Linked DNA regions of Homo sapiens: region 1 is linked to region 2. A link is a loop called in an ENCODE intact Hi-C map of the cell type or tissue named here. Cell type or tissue: Calu3. All regions are shown on one strand. Region 1 has its middle 370 kb from the start of RGMA. Region 2 overlaps LOC105370982 (a long non-coding RNA gene).

Evidence for each region. Hi-C counts contacts between places; a loop is a spot of excess contacts. Peaks named below come from ENCODE experiments on the same cell type or tissue, not always from the same donor. Only the 100,000 strongest peaks of a DNase experiment are listed, where the experiment ranks them.
Region 1: it touches region 2 in a loop (3-fold over the local background); 1 of 110 quality-filtered maps calls a loop at or near these places.

Annotation. Positions count from the first base shown.
Region 1 is chr15:93,459,517-93,462,016 of GRCh38, forward strand. No RefSeq gene overlaps it. Among named protein-coding and RNA genes, the nearest start is that of RGMA, 370 kb to the left of the region's middle. In Calu3, no CTCF peak of the experiment used is centred here; a DNase peak (open chromatin) is centred at 1,165.
Region 2 is chr15:93,320,450-93,322,949 of GRCh38, forward strand. The region is part of intron 5 of LOC105370982 (a long non-coding RNA gene); the gene reads left to right. Among named protein-coding and RNA genes, the nearest start is that of RGMA, 230 kb to the left of the region's middle. In Calu3, no CTCF peak of the experiment used is centred here; a DNase peak (open chromatin) is centred at 1,512.

The DNA of each region.
Region 1 (2,500 bases), 140 kb after region 2:
ACAACTAAGGCTCAAAGCATTGAAAGAACTTTTGGATGTAGTCACTGAGCCAGGAAGTGGTGGAGCAATGACAGGATCCCATGGGAGCTGATGCCAGGGACTAGCTGTACTCCTTCCCTCAGATCGCAGCTGCCAAGCCTTAGGACACAAAGGCACCAAGCAAATTGGAATAGTGTGATGCGAATAAGGACTCATGTCCTAGAATGAGGCTCCTGCATCCCCCACCCATTACCTGTATGTACCATCATTGATAGCTTGCTTTTTGCAGATCATAAGCGCCTGGTAAGGTAGCACCTTATATGGCGGCTGCTGAGGGCTGGAGAGTTGAAAGTTATTTCTTCCATTGAACTCTAAGAAGCATACTCAGGTTGGGGCCGTGAGTGAGGGGTAGGAGAGCCTTAGCTCTCCTCATCAAGCCTATGTCTAGTGAGAGACACAAGCATGAACAATGATGGAAGTATACATGTTTGGAAGACTGAGCATAGGGCACCATGAGAAGATAGAACAAGGGCCTGGTGTATTCCTGGGCACCATGGAGAGCTGCTCTAAAAAGTGGCTGATATCCAAGAGATGAATGAGAATTGGGACACAAAAAGGAGGAGGAGGATTTTAAGGAAAGAAAATAGGTGGACATGAAAATCCACGTGGGCTCAAGGAAAAAGAGATGGAGAAAGTAATTTGTCCAATGATGTTGGATTCTTTTTTTTTTTTTTTTTTGAGACGGAGTCTCGCTCTGTGGCCAGGTTGGAGTGCAGTGGTGCAATCTTGGCTCACTGCAACCTCTGCCTCCCTGGTTCAAGTGATTTTCCTGCCTCAGCCTCCCAAGTAGCTGGGATTACAGGCATGCGCCACCACGCCCAGCTAGTTTTTTTTTCTTTTTTTTTTCCCTGAGTTTCGCTCTTGTTGCCCAGGCTGGAGTGCAGTGATGTGATCTCAGCTCAGTGCAACCTCCACCTCCTGGGTTCAAGCGATTCTCCTGCCTCAGCCTTCCTGAGTAGCTGGGATTACAGGCATGCACCATCACGCTTGGCTAATTTTGTATTTTTAGTAGAGACGGGCTTTCTCCATATTTATAGGCTGGTCTTGAATTCCAGAACTCAGATGATCCGCCTGCCTCGGCCTCCCAAAGTGCTGGGATTACAGGTGTGAGCCACTGCGCCCGGCCAATCTCGGATTCTTAAGAGGTCACTTATCCTTCCTGGGATTGGGTACCAATGTCCCACTGCATCTTTCTAGTGGGTTCCTCTTTCCATTCATCATAATCAAATGATTCTTGACTAGGAAAGCAAGTGGTTATGCAAAAGGGAAACTTTTTTGGTTTTGTTTTTAAACTGTACAGGGTTGAAGCAAAAATCCATTCATGTCCTTGTTAATGATTGCTCACATTCTTTTGGTTGATTCTTAAAGCATGTATTTTAATAAGGGACTGGAAACCACAACTGTTAATCAATGTTCTCTTGGTTTTTACCTCTGAGTCATGGCTTTAGATCAGGGAGATAGCATTTCAGATTTGCTACTGGGTGAGAGGTTTTGCATGGCTTATATGATATTACCTGATTTTTTTACAAAGTTTAGAGGCTACAAAACTATCCAGGTTTTATGATCTCTACTGACCTTGTCAGATTGATGATGGGATGGGTGCTGTGTTTCCCATTTTATGGATATTGAGTGTGCAAGAGATGACAGTTATTTCTTTTATCAACTTCCAGAAAGTGAACTCTGGTTGAGACCTGCAATGGTGAGAGAGATAAGATCACTCATCAAGGCAAATTGATTCGCAGATAAATGAGGCATTCAGTAGGTGGTGAATGCTAAGAAAGACCTATGTCTTCTGAAAACTGCATCGTTAATTGTATTATGTTATTGATCCATCTTGGGTAATGATAGTGTTAGGGAAAGCGAGTTGCAAAGTTGGTTGAGAACCATTGCTTTGTCTCTTCAAGGCACTTACATCTGAAAAGGCATGGGCAGGAGTGGGGGAACCCTGTGGTTGCCATTCTGTTGCCAAAGGGCCAATGCAGGGAGGTAGCTTGAGAGTTAATAATGGAGAGTGGTTGCAGTTTCCATAGGAGAGAAGCCAGGAGTCCAGGCTCACTGTTCAGGGGTGTGTGTGTGCTGGATACTAGGACGGTGAAAATAACTGAGATGGAGTTGGGAGAGAAGTGTATGTATTTCTCACGTGCCTGGATCTGAGAGGCTCAATATCTTGCTATACCCATGAGTGCAAGTCTGTTCTCTGATTTGAGGAAAGAGATGGGCCAAGGGAAGAATAGACCTGAGGGTCAAAGTAGGGTGCCTTCCCTGAGAAGTGGTGCCAGATATAGCAAATGAAAATACAGAACACTCAGTTAAATTTGAGCTTTGGATAACAAATAAGTCACTTATTTTTTAAGTATAAGTGCGTCCCAAATATTGCATGAGACATACTTACACTAAGGGAAAAAACCCCACAACCCTAAAGTTGTTCATATGAAATTTGAATTTGACTGGGCGTCCTGTA
Region 2 (2,500 bases):
AGTTCCTTTCCTACAGAATCACGTGGGCTGAGAAACCCTTTGACAATAAGGATGCACTAAGCTACTCCAATTTCGGGAGATAATATATGGAGAAAATAAAATTACTTGCTGCATTTAATTTTGTATCTAACTGAACTAGAACATTTGTAATTAAAAACACTTTAAATGAATCCAGTAAATTATTAAAAGTTATGGCTAGCGAAGCAATATTGTGATCAGTGGTAGCGAGAACAATTTAACCAGGAGAGGGGCTTGTTTGGGAGAGATGTGGGGCTGAAAAAAGTTTATAAGATGCAGAAGTGAGGCCGGGCGCGGTGGCTCATGCCTGTAATCCCAGCACTCTGGGAGGCCGAGGCGGGCGGATCACGAGGTCAGGAGATCGAGACCATCCTGGCTAACACAGTGAAACCCCGTCTCTACTAAAAATACAAAAAATTAGCCGGGTGTGGTGGCGGGTGCCTGTAGGCCCAGCTACTTGGGAGGCTGAGGCAGAAGAATGGCATGAACCCAGGAGGCGGAGCTTGCAGTGAGCAGAGATCGCGCCACTGCATTCCAGCCTGGGCAACAGAGCGAGACTCCGTCTCAAAAAAAAAAAAAAAAAAAAAAAAAGTTGCGGAAGTTCCCTTGGCACACTTGGCTAAGGAAACCTGGCACCGAGGATATGAAACTGGGGGACTTGAGGCTCCCTGAATAAGAGATGGAGCTTGCAGAGGACGCACTAGGTGCCTGGCGTTGGCCTAAGCACTTTCCAGCAGATAATTTGCTTATCCTCAGGGCAACCTTATGAGGTAGGTACTATTATTACCCATTTTATAGATGAGGAAACTGAGCCACGTGGAGGTGGGAATGCCAAGACTGATCCCAGGCAGCCTGGCTCTGCATACGAAACTGCTGTATTCTTTGCCCTGTGGTATCTCATACCTGGAAGGCAGGCAGGGAACAGAGGAGAAAGGTTGAGGCTGAATCGTTACATAAGTGCAAGGGCCCCAGGGTCCTGAGTGGCACCTGAGAAGAGAGGAGCCCAAGCTATTAGGCCGTAAAATACACTGCCTGGTGTCTGCCACATAGTAGATTCTCCATAAGTGTTGAACTGAAATCAAGCATAATTACCTGAGCTATCAGCCCTTTCTCTCTAGTTCATCAACATTTCTCTCAATTCTTTGATTTTGTCAAACTTGGTAAACCACGGAAAATGTGTACTTCTTAAAAAAAAAAAAAAGAAAAGAAAAAGATTGTCCAGTTCATGGAACACTGCAACAAGACATGTGAGAAGAGATCTTACTAGTGTTTAACTCAAAATCCCGAGAGGCTTGCGCAGAGGCTGGAGCCCAGCAACCATTGCTTGTCCTTAGAGCCCATTTAAGGGGCACCCTCCTATCATCACCCATTAGCTTTCTCCCGGTGAAGCATGAATATTTTCACAGTGAAGCTCAGGTCTAACTGTGACACTCTCACTGCCCACAAAATGCACAGGATTCCAGTGAGCAAATAGCCCCGCCCTGAGTCTACCCGGCATCGGCCACAGGCATGCATAGCAGGAACTGGGCGGCTGAGTTCACAGGCAGTCAGAATGGGTGCTGCTGCTAGCAAGGTTAAAATCATCTGTTCTGCCAATGTCCCCCTCTGCTCACCCTCTAGGCTGTGGTCTGGGTCCCTCAGGATAGCCACAACTTGGGAGGCAGCCACTGCTCCCCTTGCTTTGGGCCCTTAGCTGCGTCCTGTTTACCTTCACCTTCCTGATACATTCCTTGGGTGCTTTGCTTGTGTGTGCAGGGGCTTTGATCAACTCGGCCTTCCTGGGCCTCGGGGAGAGAGACGGACTGCCTCCGGGTGCTCATGACCTTTCCAGCAGTAAGCCAATAATGTATGACTCCTGCGTTGCCGTTGCTCGTTTGAGGTAACCACCCCATTTTCATTTCTATCAGAAATGCCTTTTTCAAATGTCAGTATGTTTGAGAGTTAGGCTTAGATTCTAAGCCCAGCAGGCAGAGATGAGTGTTGGAGCTGGGGCCTGGGAACAAGCGGCCCTGAGTGGCACCAACTCTACCAGTCCTTACACCAGCAGGCTTAGAGCAGAACAACCAGGTGGGGACAGCCAATAGGAGTTGGGTAACTTTTCCATGTTGGCCAGTGTGCCCCACAGTCTAGCATTTGCACAGTCCTACCCTAGCTTATATACCTGTTCTGCTTCACCCAGTTCAATGGCTCCCTACAGCCTGTAGGACAAAGGTCAGCTTCCCTCTGGCACCCAAAGACCTCTGGGCCCTGACCTTGTAGAGCTCTGTTTCTGGGGCTGCTCATTTTTCTCTCTCTTGCACCCCATGCAGCAGCTATCATGAGTGATGTACTGTTCCTTGGCAGTAAACTAGACTGTTCCCTGGGCCATGCTACTTCCGCTGCTTGGATGCCCCTTCCTGGTTTCTTCTTCTGGTTCAACTTACTCATCTATCAGTGCTGGGTTTAGCTCTACCTCCATCTGAGAACATGTCTCTGACTGTGA